2 separate regions of the Homo sapiens genome follow, and region 1 is linked to region 2. Evidence: chromatin loops called from intact Hi-C (ENCODE). Cell type or tissue: gastrocnemius medialis. All regions are shown on one strand. Links, peaks and the distances in the headings refer to the core of each region. The heading gives the core; the rest is flanking DNA. Region 1 overlaps GSTO2 (glutathione S-transferase omega 2). Region 2 overlaps CFAP43 (cilia and flagella associated protein 43).

Region 1 (8,338 bases), core at 312-8,311, 67 kb before region 2:
ATTATTCTAGAAGTACAGGATAAGTAGCTCCATTACTGCCAGGTTAATGAAGCATCTACTGGCAAAGAGTATTCCTGCCACCGCACCCATTTCCCCCTTCTTCCTTAATTACAGACCTCTGATTTTATTCAGGGTATCCCAGCTAAAAGACTGTATTTCCCAGCTTTCTCTAAGATAGTTATGACCCCACAACTAAGTTCTGGCCAACGAAATGTAAATAGCCATTGAGTAGAATTTCTGGTAGGATTTAAAGCCCTTTAAAGGGGTATGACCATTTGCCATTTTTTTCTTTATATTCTCCTTTTCAGAGCCTGGAACTTGGATGTGATGGCTGCAGTGACAGCAGCTATCTTGTTATTTTGAGGATGATACCCTTGTACTAAGTTGTGCTAAGGATGACAGAGCCCATAAAGAGAAAAAGCTTCAGTTCCTGATAATGTCATGAAGAAGCCATCAAGATAGGCCTGAACTGCCTACCTCTGGCTTTTTTTTTTTTTTTTTTTTTTTTTTGTCAGTCCTACTTACTCTGTCACCCAGGCTAGAGTGCAGTGGTGCAATCATGGCTCACTGCAGCTTTGACCTCCCAGACTCAAGCAATCCTCCTGCCTCAGCCTCCTAAGTAGCTGGGACTACAGGTATACATCGTTATGCCTGGCTAATTTTTAAAATTATTTTTGTAGAGGAGGGGTCTTGCTATGTTGCCTAGGCTGGTCTTAAACTTCTAGGCTCAAGTGATCCTCCTGCTTCAGCCTCCCCAAGTGCTGGGATCACAGGTGTGAGCCACCGTATGTGTGAGAATAAACCCTTATAATACGTGAGAAAGAATGTTATGTGAGAGAGTAAACCCTTACAACATGAATTTACAGTAGTTAGACTTCAGCAGCCAAACACAACCCCTAACCTTTACAGACCTTGACCTCATTGGCAGAAGCTACAGAAGCCATGCAGAGCTACTCAGGGAGATGGGGTGACTCTGGGAAAGGAAGCAATTCATGGCATGTCCTCCCCAACTCCTCATCAGATTTTCCAGAATAATTCTAGACCAGGTTAGAGGAGGGCAAACATGCAATCAGATGATCAGAAGTCTGACTTATCAAAGGCAGAAAGAATAAGCCTGTGAAAGCTGGTGTTAGAGTGACCAGGTTAGCGACCCTGCCTAGCTTCCTCCACTGTAGCTGACCAGGAGAGGGACCCCTTTTTGTACCTCTTCCAGGTTGCTGAATTCCTGACGCAGGGCTGCCTTCAGATTAGTGCATTCTCTCCCACATCTCAACGCTACCAGGCACTCCTTGGTCAAATGTGGGACCTAATCAGAGGACACAGGTTCTCAGTGGAGAAGTCTGTGGAAACTTCCAGTTCCTGTTCTGCCTGAAAAGGCAGCGAAGCTTTATAACTCCAGCCTAACAGGGCAACACCCACATCAGACCCCCCAGCTCCCTGTGAGAGGCACTAGGTTTTCTCTGTGGTTCCGGTTCTCAGTAGGAATCTACTTCTTATAGTACCCTGGGAAAGCAGGGTGCTTTAGGAGGGTTTCTCCAGTGCTCCTTACTTGATCAGCTGCTTCCATGCTATACATTCTTAGGTGGGACACTCAACCTCTCTAAGCCTCAGTGTTCTCATCTGAAAAATGGATACGATAGCAGTACCCACTTCAAAGGGCAGTTGGATTAAATGAGTTAGCTCCTACAAAGTAACTAGGACAGTGCCTGGCACATCATAAGTGTTCGATATATGTCAGCTGTTAATATCATTGAGGTTTTTAAAAATTCCTTTTCAAAGACACCATCTTAAAATTTCTCCATTCTTTTTTCTTTCATTATCAAAGCTGCCACCATTTATCTATTCTTCACATTTCCTGGACAGCAGGCACTCTTATGCTTCTAAAGAGCATCACTGGCCAGGCACAGTGGCTCACGTCTGTAATCCTAGCACTTTGGGAGGCCGAGGCAGGCAGATCACTTGAGGTCAGGAGTTCAAGACCAGCCTGGCCAATATGGTGAAACCCCATCTCTACTAAAAATACAACAATTAGGGGGTGTGGTGGCATGCGCCTGTAATCCCAGCTACTCAGGAGGCTGAGGCAGGAAAATTGCTTAAACCCAGGTGGCAGAGGTTGCAGTGAGCCGAGATGGTGCCACTGCACTCCAGCCTGGGTGACAGAGCGAGACTCCGTCTCAAAAAAAAAATAATAAAAAAGCATCACCTTCTATGCATAATCTTCGCACTCCATTACTTTTTACCTGAAGCTGGAGAAATACTCCCTTTAAGGATCACCAGTTTTCAGTTCTTTCAGTATTCCTGCTTCAAGTTACACGGTCATTGCCATGTCATAACCATACCTCCTGAGCCTGCCAGTTGAAATGGAGAAGCGCCTAGCAGTTAAGCCTTTAATATCAGTGGCCATGCTCTACCCTAATTCCATGCTAGCTAATCTCCTGAGGATCACATGGTATCAAAACAAAACAGTTTCACCAATGATTTGGCTTTAAAATGGGTTGAGGTTTGGGAAAGACATGCAAAGTAAAATACAGTGTGAGTGACTTTTTAAATTGAATATACCTTACAAAATAGCTCCAATAACATCTTTTGGCGAGCTCGTTCATAAGGGTCATATGGAAACAGCTTCCTTCCTGGATAAGCATCATCCAGGTACTCACAAGCAATAACAGATTCATAGATCAGTTGACATTGGCTGGTCTCCAGGACAGGAATGTGGCCAAAAGGGTGCTTTGTATAGTACCATTCAGGCTTGTTTCTCAGGTTAATGTTGACCACTTCATGTCTTAAAAAGCAAAAGGAAAACAAGACAGAACAAAAATGAGAGGCATCTGCAGGCAGGCACTCTTCTTGAAAGCAGAAGCAATCAGTTTAAAAGTTAAAATTTGCAATTAGTGTTTTAAGGTTTAAGTTTTGTATAAAATACATAACATCATCATCTTCCTTCCTGCAGTAAGATGTGTCGGATGTTTTCCATGCCTTATCTCAGTTGTTCCTCATAATTCCCCCTGAAGTAGGCTCACCTCATAGGAAAGAAGACTCAAGGGGGTTGAATCTCACACCCAATACCACCCACTAAGAAGTAGTAGAGCTGGCCGGGCGCGGTGCCTCACACCTGTAATCCCAGCACTTTGGGAGGCTGGGGCGGGCAGATCATCTGAGGTCAGGAATTCAAGACCTGCCTGGCCAACATGGCAAAACCCCATCTCTACTAAAAAATACAAAAAAGTAGCCAGGCATGGTGGCGGGCGCCTGTAACCCCAGCTACTTGGGAGACTGAGGCAGGAGAATTGCTTGAACCCGGGAGGTGGAGGTTGCAGTGAGCTGAGATTACACCACTGTACTCCAGCCTGGGCAAGAAACTCCATCTAAAAAAAAAAAAAAGTAGTAGAGCCAAGATCACAGCCAGGCAGACAGACTCAGAGCTCACACACTTAACCATGGCATTAGAGAGTTTAGTACATTCTACAGCTTGAAAATACAAATCTGGTATTAACAGGTCACAACAGAATATGGTAAATGTTAACAATTAAGAGTATGAGTTTTGGCATCAGAATAAACGGTCTAGCTTGGGACCTTAACCGAATTCCTAACCTCTCTGTGCTCAGTGTCCTTAATTATAAAATGGGGCTAATAATTACACCCATCTCTTGGTACTGTGGTGGGGATATGTATAAAGTGTTTAGGACAGTGCCTGGCACATAAGCATGCAATAACTTTTTTAATTCTTCTTCTAATTATTAGATGTTCAAATAATACTATTATTATTTAATGTTCACATAATACAATTATTATTTAGATAACTATATAGTTACCAGAAGCATGAACGTATGTTTAAAAACATGAAAGGAAACAAATGGGAACGTTCATTGCTTAGTCTAGGAGATTGTCTTAAACCTACAGCAGAGGCTGGATGAGGTGGCTCACACCTGTAATCTCAGCACTTTGAGAGGCCAGGGTGGGAGGATTGCTTGAGCCCAAGATTTCGAGACCAGCATAGGCCACATAGCAAGACCTAAAGCAGTGGGTCTCAACCTAAAGCAATGGGTCTCGACTAGAAGTGATTTTTGGCCTCCTTCCCAAGGGACATATCACTATGTCTGGAGACATGGTTTTGTTGTCACAACTGAAGGTAGTGCATAGGGAAGGGGGACTCTACTGTCATTGAATGGGTAGAGACCAAGGATACTGCTAAACATCCAGTGATGGACAGGACAGCTTCTATCCCACCTCTCCAACAAAGAATTATCTGGCCTAAACTGTCAACAGTGCCAAGTTTGAGAAACGCTGACCTAAGGAAATACATCAGCTCCTAAGCTGATAATTTATCACCAAATGGGCAAAACATCCAGTTGTTGTTATTTTCCTCAAAAAACAGGTAACCTTAAGGTCAGCTTAATTTGAGCAAAAGGGAAGAATGTGGAAATACAGGCCCTATATACTCAACAAGGCAGATTTACATAATTTTATTTAAAACATCTCTGTATTAGTCTTTGTATCTCTCTGACATGAGTCTGAAACTCTGAAGTCACCCCCTTGTGATGGACTCTCCGAGACAAGAGTCGGGAGCCTGGAGTGACATATTCTCAACACTCTAGCTTGGAGGCCAGCTGCATTATGCAGTCCACATCCCAGCAAAGCTGCTCTGCCCTCCAAATCCAGACCTGCAGGAGCTGGTTTTGCAAACTTCCTTTTGGAAGCATCTGTACCCATTTCTCAAGTTTTCAAGGTGTCTTGAAAACTTCCAGACACCTCTTGATAGCAATTCCTTCTATTTCATTGTTTGGAAAGATTTGTTCATTCATTTAACAGATGTTTTTTGAGCATCCACTATGTGACAGGCTCTCTCCTAGCTCATGAATAAAAGAGACAGAGTTCCTACCCTCGAGAACGCACATGGGTGAAGGGGACTGGGGAGGGGAGATGGATGAACAAATAAGAAAATGCTGGATGCAGTAAGTTCAATAAAGAAAGGAAACAGTGACCTAAGATGCCTGGGGTGTGGTGGGGGAACTACCTCTGTGGAGCAGTCAGGTAAGGCCTCAGTAGTGTTGGCTGTGCCCTTAAACATTCTGGGAGGGAACCAGTTCACCAGCCCCATCATTCACATTACTCTGCGCTGGGCTAGAAGTTTCATGCATAGGCGTGACTCGGAAAAGGGCTCCGCATTTCAGTAGGGCCCGCTAAAAAAAAGCTCGCCCTTTGCTATTTGTTGACTTTGCCTCCGAAAAAAGGGACAGGGAGCCCCTTGTAAAAGCTGAGCAGGGCGCCCCAGATGTTAAACATTCCCGGGCTCCTGTGAGGCGCTGGGTTTGCTCGGGGGCTCTGGGTTCCCGCTTCTCACCTGATGTCTTTGGCCTTGAGGACGAGGCGGGTCCTGTGAGAATAGGGGCAGAACCTCATGCTGTAGATGCGGATCAGCCCCTCCGGGACTGGCCCTGGGGGCTGGCTTCCTGCAGAGCAGCGATGGAGGGGGACAGGGAAAGGAGAGGCTAGTCAGCCCGGTGAGGAAGGAGCTCGCTCACTTGCCCAGATCCCAAGATGGCTGTGGGAGCTCCAACTCCCAAGTCCCAGAGAGGGCAGTGCTGCATGTGGCTTTTCTTCAGGAGAGCCCTCCAAGTCCCTTCCTGCCCCGCCGGTCTGCAGGCCAAGGCCAGGCAGCTCCGCCGAAGCCAACATTTTCTGTCACGCGGCGCCCCCAGCTCGCGGACCCCATGGAGAGCACTCACCTTTCCCCAGGGTCCTGGTCGCATCCCCAGACATGGTCTCCAGGTGGTTTGCGCAGCTCCCGGAGCTCACGGTCGCCGCCCTGTGGCTCGCCACCGCTGCCGCAGGCTCCAGAAACAGCTGCGCTCTGGCGCGCACCCCTTGCCCCAAATTTAATTTTTGAACTACTGGGCTCTGGCGGGGCACGGGGAAGCGATCTGGAGCAGGAGCTAGGGTAATTTAACCTGGGGAGACATCGCCCCAGATTTGGAAGCCCGAGAGTAGGAGCTGGCAAAAAACAAAACAAGACAAAATAACACCAGAAAAGCTCCCCCTTGCTCTGGACATGTGCTTAAAGCTTTGGAGGGGCCTCCTCTACATCAAGAATCCCTCAAGAATGGGCATTTAAACTCCAACATGGATTTCAAAGGAGTTTAATCAAAACTGACTAGGGTAAAGCTGACTTTTTTTTTCCCATTCTGAATCTCTTGCATCACTAAACTGGCCACTCTTTGGTAAGTAAGTACAGCTTTAAAAAATAATAAGGCCAAACATTCTCATGATACAGCAACTAGGAAAGAAAAAGTCATTGGTGTTGAAATCTCACATACCCCAGAGAGTGAGTGCCTCCTAGACACCTAGACAACTTTGGTGTCTAGACAACTCACATTTTGCACCCTAGACACCTCAGTTGCCTCATCCCAGTCCTGGCCCTACTTGTGAGATTTTACCCAAGCTCTGAAAAACTGGCAATGAATAAAATTAAGATACCTGGAGGCAAAGAACAATTTGTGAGCTTCCCCCGTTCCCCAGCATAAATTTTTGAGAACACTCTTACTAGTTGCCAAGGATACATTGCCAACAGCCCAGCCATATAGGGGCGACTTGCACAGCTTTTCTGTTTACGTGAGATAATAGACGTGGCTTTGGCTCTGATGCTGATAAGCTGAGATCCTGAATTTCAGCAGGTAAAAAAATAATTCCTTAAATTTTCCAGAATTGAGCTGATGTGGGAATTGCTTGTAAATGCATTTTGTAGGATTAACAGATCATGAAGGAAAGAAAAATATTTTCTGTGTCTCACTCATACTGACTAAATTATTTCCATAGATTACCTTGATTCCTACAATTGCTCAGTCAGGCAACTCATATTATTTCTACTTTTCAAAACAGAAAACAGCTTCAGAAAAATGAAATTATTTGCCCAAAGTGACCAGCTAGTAGGGTTGAAGAACTTTAAAAGTCCAAAGCTTGACTCGTTGTCTTGACCTTTAAAACTGGTAATAGTGTTAGGAGGAAAGGATTTTAAGTCCAGGAAAAGATATAGCACGTAATGGCTGCTCAACAAATAATACTTGAATCTAAATATCTTTTATTAAAATGACAGAGCCTAATTATGTAGCTTATAACTGGGTACTGTTTGGCCTTTGGAATTCCAGTCTATCCAGAACTTCTTGGTTAATAATAGTGTTAACATTTTTTGCTAGTGAATAAGAATCTTTGCAAATCTTCAGAATAGTGACTCAACTACATTTTTTGCTGTCATTCAATGATTTCATGTGAAATAAGCTTAGATAATAATATGGAAAGTATTAACATTTTATAAGAATCAGGGAATGGCAAAAATGTTTGAATAAATGTTCTCTGAAAATAAAATGCATATATGTCAGCAAGAAATCTGGTGTTGGAGAAGACATATTGGTTCCCGGCTTGCTACGCTGACAACTTTTCATTTAAGAAGACAGAGAAAGTAACAGAGTAACTTCTACTACTTTGGAGCTAATTCTGATCAAGAAGGACAAATTGGATGGTAAAATAGAAGCAAGAAACACAACCATGTCATCTTAGAGCTCCTGGTAGGTAAGATGACTTCTGGGCATACACATGCATCCCTCATATAAAAAAAGCAGATTTCAAGATAGTTGAGAAAAATATATCCATAGCCTAAAAAAGGCCATAAGAGGGTTGCAAAATCTCAAAATCAAAATAAATTATTACTAATATATATTTGGTGCTTCATGTGTATTGACCCAGTTAATTCTTAAAATAGTCCAATAACTGGGCCGGGTGCGGTGGCTCATGCCTGTAATCCCAGCACTTTGGGAGGCCGAGGCGGGCGGATCACGAGGTCAGGAGATTGAGGCCATCCTGGCTAACGTGGTGAAACCCCGTCTCTACTAAAAACACAAAAATTAGCCGGGCGCGGTGGCAGGCGCCTGTAGTCCCAGCTACTCAGGAGGCTGAGGCAGGAGAACGGCGTGAACCCGGGAGGCGGAGCTTGCTGTGAGCCGAGACTGCGCCACTGCACTCCAGCCTGGGCGACAGAGCGAGACTCCGTCTCAAAAAAAAAAAAAAAAAAAAAAAAAAAAAAAAAAAAAAAAAAAAGTCCCATAACTGTTCTATTTTGATTCACTTTAAAAGATGAGTAAACTGAGACTAGCATAGTTAAGCACTTCTCAACTAGTAAGTGAAAGAGGGAGGACTAGGAACCCTGGAAGTTTGACTCCAGCGGCAACAATCTCAACCAGTATCTTAGTCTTTATCAGATGCCATGAACTGAATGATTGGCAAATGTTTTTACATATATTAAATATTTCAGGCTTTTCAGGCCATCTGGTCTCCACTATTTAGTTCT
Region 2 (8,338 bases), core at 245-8,244:
GCAGGCGGATCACGAGGTCAGGAGATCGAGACCATCCTGGCTAACACGGCGAAACCCCGTCTCTACTAAAAATACAAAAAATTAGCCGGGCATGGTGGCGCATGCTTGTAGTCCCAGCTACTCGGGAGGCTGAGACAGGAGAATCACTTGAACCCAAGAGGTGGAGGTTGCAGTGAGCCGAGATCGTGCCACTACACTCCAGCCTAGGGACAGAGCAAGATTCCATCTAAAAAAAAAAATATGCAGATTATACATTCAGACACATTATCCGCAAGCAAAAGGGTAGTTGTGTATAGTGGAGCCATGGGAGTTACCTGTTTAAATAGAACTGGGTCAAAGAGAAATTCTGTGACAAATGCCGTGGTGATAATGGGTGCTTTTGTTGAGAAAGAGCTCGGAGACTCAAGGTGCTACTGAGCTGACCATTTTCAGTGTACTCCATGAAGTCAAAGTTGAAGAGATGTTGGATCTCTTGATTTTTAAGAGATCTCAAAAGTATTCCCTTGAAATTGCAATTTTGATAAATCGCCTTAAGAGAATCTAAAGCTAGTAAATAAAGCTTTTGAAATGGAGAGCCTTAAGAGAAGCCTTTCTGCTCAGTGCTCTTTATGTCTCAACTTCTTTTTCACAGTAACCCATTGAATAGCCAAATCTGTCTCTAGTGAGAGTTGACAACACTGCACCTTTTAATAAAAGTGGGTGATATCTCTATCAGATCCTTGTGAGGGCAGGCAAGTAATTTATCACACCCTTTTCTCCCTTTGCCTCCCTCAAACGTTCTACTCAAGTTCTGAATACTGAGTTGTGACTTTTCTGTAAGCAAATAAAATGGGAGATAAAACGAGTGGATTGTCCTAGTTCACAAAGCAAGCAGGATTCAAACACACTTCAGCCTTACATTTGAGTAGTAGGTGCTGTTTTTATGTGATTGTTTTTCAAAATTGTTTATCATTTATAAAATCTAGGCAAGGAAGTTTTGAATTTAATGCATGAAACCACAAATTCTCTAAATTAACCTTTATAACCATATTATAAATTAAAAGTAGATATATGATAAATTTGAAAATGAACTCAATATCAGAGATTATAAAAGTAGCTGAATACAGCCTGAATATATGTTTAAATATATATTTATTTTAGTCTACAGTGTTTTTCATTTGAATTAGTTGCCAACATTTAAAGTTTAAGAGATTTCTCATAAATATCCAGGTTATAGTATTCTCTTGAAATTTTGGAATCAAAATTCTCACATGTCAACAACCCTCTTGGCTTGAACTGAGTGGTCCCTGCCACCTTGAGGAGGGACAAATATTTTCCCATTTTCCACTGTCCTCACCAGTCACATATCACCTGCCCGACCCTCATCCAGTATTCAAATTTACAACTCCTGCTTTAGATATTAACTTTCAAAAATTTTTATAATCCCTCAGTACTTAATTTAAAACTGTGTAACTTGTCTTTTTACAACCTGTTATATATTTTTAAATCTATCATTTGGCTTTTATCTTCTTATTTGATTTTTGCAAGTTATAATACCTCCCCACCTCACTTAAACTGATATGCAGTGGTTGCATCAATAAGAAGTTTCTGTTCATCTCATTGTTCTGATGCCTCTTTTGTCTACAGGTCGGTGAAATTACCTCTAGAAGATGGGTCATTTTTTAATGAAACGGATGTCGTTTTCCCCCAGTCGTTGCCGAAAGATCTCATCTATGGTCCCGTGCTGCCACTGTCAGCCATTGCCGGGCTGGTAGGCAAAGAGGCAGAGACTTTCCGGGTAATTACCTGGCACCTCTTCCTGTTTGCCTAATGGGTTGAGGTCTAGGAAGCCTGATCTCATTTGATTGGCATAACCATCCCTTGAGAAATGCAGGATACAGAGGATCATCTTGGTTTTTAATATAGATTAGCCACAGAGACTGTGAGAGATGAAGACTCTGGAGTTTTGAGTTTGGATGACTGGGATGATGACGGCATTGCTAACAGAGACAGGGGGCCCAGGTGTGATTTCCATTTTGGGCATACTCAATTTGGGGTGCAGGGAAGACACCTAGGTGGAGATGCTGGGCAGAAGTTGGGAAAGTGGACCTAGTGTTAGGGAGGAGAGGTGGGACTGTCAGTGTCATTCTCACAGATAGGACGGTGGGAGCACTGAGGGGATGTGATGAGCAAAGAGAGAAAGGGTGCAAGGGAAGAAAAGAGAGCCAGAGCCAGCTGACTGCTGAACTCAGGGGCGAAAGGAATTCTGAGAAGGCGCAGTCACAGAAGTAGGAGCAAACCCGGGAGGGAGGAACAAGGCCGTAGGAAACAGCAGAAGAAAGTTTCAAAAGGGAGTTTGCCAGGTGTTACACACCCATTCATTCATTCATTCATTCAACAGAGATTTATCAAGTTTCTTCTATGGAGCAGACACTGTTTTAAGCAATGGGATTCGCATGGTGGCCAAGCAGGCTCCATGTAATTCTCATGGAGCTTACATTCTTGTCAGGGAGACAGAACTACAACAACAAAAGTAAAGAGTATTGTTCTTTTGTAATAATTATCACATTTTGCAATGATATATTGAATCATTACAAAATGTGGTAATTATTACAACAGAATAAATGGAGACAGGGCAGCAAGGATGGGATGGGCTGGTTAAGGAAGGCCTCTGGGGAGATGACACTTAAGCTAAGATTTGAAGGACAAGGAGGCATTACTCATGTTACAAGCAGGATAAAGAGTGTTTCCTTTGGGAGGCCGAGACGGGTGGATCACGAGGTCAGGAGATCGAGATCATCCTGGTTAACACAGTGAAACCCCGTCTCTACTAAAAATACAAAAAAATTAGCCGGGCATGGTGGCGGACGCCTGTAATCCCAGCTACTTGGGAGGCTGAGGCAGGAGAATGGTGAGAACCCGGGAGGCAGAACTTGCAGTGAGTCGAGATCACGCCACTGCACTCCAGCCTGGGCGACAGAGCGAGACTCCGTCTCAAAAAAAAAAAAAAAAAAAAAAAAAGAGTGTTTCACGTGGAAGGACCTGCATGTGCAAGGCCCTAAGGGAAAAAGAGAACTTGGTATGTGTAAGGAACTGAGAAAAGATGCATATGGCTGGAGCATGATAAATGAAGTGGAAGTGAGGTGTGGGGTGCTATTCAAGAGACAGGCAGGGAACAGAGGGCAGCACCTGCAAGACCTTTGGGATGAAGGGAGAAGCTCCACTTTTTTGGCCCTCTTGAACCTGCTATGCTTTACCCTTGTGTTAAAAATTAGCTGGGCATGATGGCAGATGCCTGCAATCCCAGCTACTCGGGAGGCTGAGGTGGGAGAATCACTTGAAGCCGGGAGGCGGAGGTTGCAGTGAGCCAAGATTGCACCATTGCACTCCAGCCTGGGTGACAGCGAGACTCCGTCTCAAAAACTAAACTAAGCTAAACTAAAATAAAAATAATTCAGTGTGAAGATTAGTTCATTCAAAAATCTCTGTGGCAAGCAAGAGAAAGGGTTACATGCCCTTAATATTTCCTCTAATGAATGTCAATGATTCACCTTTTTAAATTATGGAAAGAGATTATAGTCAATCTCCTGCATTCGTGGGTTCCACTTCTGTGTATTCAACCCACTGCAGATCAAAAATATTCAGAAAAAAGTTGTATGGTTGCATCTGTACTGAATATATACACACTTTTATTTCTTCTCGTTATTTCCTAAACAATATAGTATAACAACTATTTATAAAACATTTACATTGTATTAGGTATTATAAGTAACCTAGAGATGACTTAAAAGTATATGGGAGAAAAAATAAAATAAAATAATTAAAAATAAAGAAAAAATTTACAGGGGGATGTATGTAGGTTATATGGAAATACTATGCCATTTTATGTAAGGAACTGGAGCATCCACAGATTTTGGTATCAGTGGGGGGTCCTGGAACCCATCCCCTGTGGATACTGTAGTTCCTTTTATAGCACAGGTCTCAGCCTTGGAGATATAACTGCATTCAGCCACAGTGGGGCAGCAAAGGAAGAACAAAGAGATCAGCCATCAAGGTTTGCAACTCAAATTTTTCTATGTTTAGTATTTGGTGCCAGAGCCCCTAAATTTCTACTCTCTCAAATTGGGTTTTTCTGGGCAGAAAATATGTGTAGGAGCCCTTATATTTCACATTTTGTACAAACATAACGAACTCTGCATAAAACATTTAAAATTCAGGCAATTGTCCTTGTCATTTGAGAAATGCTATGAAATGCCTTCTTTAAATACTCAAATGTGGAGTTATTATTTTAAAATGCTCATAATAGACATCTTTATTTTAAAACCTTTTTTATTTGTATAAATTTAAGGGGTACGCCTGCAGTTTTGCTATGTGGATATATTGTCTGGGCAGACATCTTTATTTCCTAGGACTTGTGCACTCAGTGTATTTTAAATTTTTCTGAAAGCAGAAATGTAATATTATAGTTTGACAACCCTAAATCATTCATGGATTATTAATAAAGCCATATATTTTGTATTTAAGTTAGACATTTTCCCAGTAGTTTACTTTTTCATTTTGTAGCAAAATAAAGTGAGGAAAATGTTTAAAACATTAATTAATGTCTGTACAATGAGTGAAAGCATAACCAAAAATAGATCTCAAATGTCTTGATTCTATTCCCTCCTTCAATGTCATTTCTTGTGACCTGGGTACCAATGGCAAGGGAATCAATAATGACTCGATCTGTATAAGGTCTTAAAAATGGATAAGTTGTGGACTTTTAAAAAATTACAAACATCAAATAATCCCATTATCTATTCATAGCTAATGCCAGAAGGGTACATTACAGGACTTTAAATAGCCCTGAGTCACATTACACAACTTATTTAGGGCGTTAGAAATGTATCCAGTTTTAAGTCGTAGCATGGGGGAAATCAAAGGCAGATGTTATCTGGGCAGAAATTGGATCCAAGATCATGAACTTAATCTCAAGTGTCTAATTTCTATTTTCCATCTACCTTTTTAATTTTTTCAAACAGATGTTGCTAAATAGGAATCTCTTTTAGAGACTCAAATATTTTGAAATATATATGGATTTTTACATTTTCTAAAGCAGGATTAAATTGGACTGCAATTTTTCATGTTTTGTCATCATGTGATCAAAATGATTTCTGATTCTAGAGGACTGAAAAAGGAGATGATATTATCAACAAACATTTCTAAACACTACTGGTACCCTTTATTTTTAAATATCTCAGAATTATAAACTATTGTTTCTGCTTACATAATCCATATACTCACATTCATTTTTAAATGTCATCAAATATATTTATTGATGAAAAAGTAATAGGAAGACAAGCCCAGGTTTGTCTTAAAGAAAAAAAAGCCACATACAATACTAGTTTAACATACCAAGGCCAGAAAATTTCAAATTTTAATCTTCACATTTTGTTTTATACACACAGATTCACTGGTATTGTGCAAATGAGAGACATGGTGTTTTGTTGTTGTTTTGTTTAAGATTTTGATCCTATTGTCATTTCAGTTAAGTCTGTCTTTGTGATTTATAGTTTAAGGTTAGATGTCATAAAAAAAACTCAGGAAACTTTTCAATAATGGTGATAACGGTGAATAACTCTCTTCCTTATGAGTCAAATCTCAATCAGACACCACAGAAGTGTCACTATTCAGCAGCAGTTTAATTTTTTGGAGTGGGAAAGGTGGTTTGCCTTTTTCTTGATCCACTGGGTGACCAGATTGTTACCCAACTATTTATTTTCTAACTATCTAAGGCTATGAGGGCATGAAAGGTACAAATAATAAATTAAAGTCAGTCTGTCCTTAAAAAAAATTATTATGATGAATGCTCAATGTTCCTATGTTTTCTGCGTCTATGGGGTTAAGTATGGTTCCTTTTTGTCAGTTGTTCTGGTGAGTATTTCTCAGGCTTTTAGCCGTGATTGTTTTCTTAACACAAGGTTTTATTCTCTCCCTGAAGCCGAAAGATGATCTATATCCTTTGCTTCACCCGACTATGCATTGCTGGACTCCAACAAGTGACTTGTACATTGGCTGTGAAGAGGGTCATCTTTTAATGATTAATGGAGACACCTTGCAAGTGACTGTACTTAATAAGATAGAAGAGGAATCGCCATTGGGTAAGAAACTGTCCTACTTCATATTCCTGTATAGCCATGGGTGTTGGTTTTTTTGGTTTTCCCTATTTTTCTCTTTCTTGGAGACATCTTTGAATCCTCCTTCTTCTTAATCCTCTGGCTGTTACTGTGCTGTTGGCATTCTACCATCACTTTATATGCATATTTCATGTAATCCTCAGAACAACATTATGAGGAGAGACACCTTAATCTCCACGATACAGAAGAGATATGTTAGGAAACATGGCCCAGTCCACGTAAACTGTGGAGCTGACACCTGAACCCAGGCAATAATACCTCAGAGTCCAAGTTCTTGGCTACTGTGCTGTATCCTTTTCTATACATATGCCCATTCTGCTTAGTCTGCTAATCATACCCTTTCCTGCCCCCACCCCAACCCTTTTCTCCAGGCTGATCATCTGTTAAGCCCAAAAGCCATCTTGAAAATTACCTTTCTATTGCTCGGTTAGAGGTGTTGTTTTTTTGGTTTTTTTTTAGACAGAGTCTCATTCTGTCACCCAGGCTAGGATGCAGTGGTGCAATCTTGGCTCACTGCAACCTCCGCCTCCTGGGTTCAAGCGATCTCGTGTCTCAGCCTCCCAGGTACCTGGAATTATAGGCACACACTACCACGCCTGGCTAATTTTTGTATTTTTAGTAGAGATGGGGTTTCGTCATGTTGGCCCGGCTGATCTTGAACTCCTGACCTCAAGTGATCTGCCTGCCTTGGCCTCCCAAAGTGCTGGGATTACAGGCAGGAGCCACCACACCCTGCCATATTGCTCAGCTAGAATTTGAAAGATAACCTGATCTATTCTGCCCTAGATATAGTGTCTATTCCTGACCCTATCAGCTGTGGCCATGGTTGGGCCTGGGCCACAGGAGCCACTGTCCACTCATTGAGCAGTAGATGTAGACCCTGGGAGGAGGGGGCCTTGCCAAGACAAGCTCCTCAAACCTGTCCAAAGCACTCTCTATTTCAATTGCTCTTACTATTTCACACCTTGATTTCTGTAACAACTTTAGGATGGACTTCACTGACCTTAATCTACATCTGACCCAATCTATGCAGTTTATCTCTGTCAAATTGCCTCTTTGAAGGCCACTTTTAACACCCAGCTCAAGAACTGCTCTGCCTTGATTTCACGCTCTCCCTAATCTGATCCTACCTACTCCATTAATATTATTTCCAACTATGCCCTGGTATGAGTTTTCTGAGCCAGTCATTTATTTTCACCATTTCACAGACATGCCTCTAGCCCATTCCCTTGGCACTTACTGTCTCTGAATCTGCCAATGCCCAGCTCAAATACCACCCCCTCCAGCAAGTTTTCCCCATTGCATTGTCCCTCATCTGCCTTTTTTCCTATTCTCTGACTCACTTTCCCTGTAAAACTGAGGCCATGAGGTTTCACTTCCCTCCCAACTCCCTTTCTCTCTTCCCTTTACTCCTACTATACCCTCCAGCCTTGCTCCTCTCTCTAATCTAGCATCTATGTTAGTTACATAGATCTGATGATAGAGAATTCAAAAACAACTTATAAGATTTACATCAGTAAAAGTAGCTTTTATTATTCATTGTTACATTGTACTTTTAATTACGTCACCTGCTTTACCTTGTTTTTCTTTTCCAGAAGACAGAAGAAATTTTATCAGTCCAGTAACCTTGGTATATCAGAAGGAGGGCGTGCTGGCTTCTGGAATTGTAATGTATTCTTTTTTTCAAATTAATTGGTTTAAAGAAAATTCACAATTCCCATTTGTTGCCATTTACTATTATGAGCCATATTTTAGGATGTCAGATCTGTCACATTATTAATTAAAATGGTTTCCTCTTTGGGTACTATTAAAAAGGATTTATTATGAATAGCTTCAAATCTATACAAAATAGAGGGGACGATATAATGAACTACCATATATTACTGCAAACAAACACAAATAGAATTTAAAAATCCATTGCCCTTCCGCAATGAAAAAATACCTAATATCTGTAACCCAATTCCATGCTCATTTCTACACTTAATGTATTAGCTTATCAGACACGAATTTGGAATCCTTTGTCTAAGCTGCAGCTTAGACTCTTGTGAATGCCCATTTAACTTACATGTATCATAATGTTATTGTTGATATTCGAATCAGTATTAATAGCCTCCATTTACTTGGTGCTTGCTTTGTGCCAGGCACCAAGCTAAGTACTTTACTTGTATTATCTTATAGGTCCT

What was found. A loop is a pair of places that touch in the nucleus more often than their neighbours do. Peaks named below come from ENCODE experiments on the same cell type or tissue, not always from the same donor. Only the 100,000 strongest peaks of a DNase experiment are listed, where the experiment ranks them.
Region 1: it touches region 2 in a loop (27-fold over the local background); 2 of 110 quality-filtered maps call a loop at or near these places.

Annotation. Positions count from the first base shown.
Region 1 is chr10:104,272,338-104,280,675 of GRCh38, reverse strand. GSTO2 (glutathione S-transferase omega 2) reads right to left here. Exons shown (of 7, transcript NM_183239.2): 2 at 5,727-5,991; 3 at 5,342-5,450; 4 at 2,560-2,782; 5 at 1,205-1,306. The coding sequence starts at 5,760. Among named protein-coding and RNA genes, the nearest start is that of GSTO2, 7.3 kb to the right of the region's middle. In gastrocnemius medialis, for the core only: a CTCF peak has its summit at 5,807; no DNase peak of the experiment used is centred there; H3K27me3 peaks cover 723 bases.
Region 2 is chr10:104,205,446-104,213,783 of GRCh38, reverse strand. CFAP43 (cilia and flagella associated protein 43) reads left to right here. Exons shown (of 38, transcript NM_025145.7): 5 at 1,627-1,777; 6 at 5,960-6,119; 7 at 7,754-7,821. Among named protein-coding and RNA genes, the nearest start is that of MIR609, 9.3 kb to the left of the region's middle. In gastrocnemius medialis, for the core only: a CTCF peak has its summit at 3,985; no DNase peak of the experiment used is centred there; H3K27ac peaks cover 286 bases.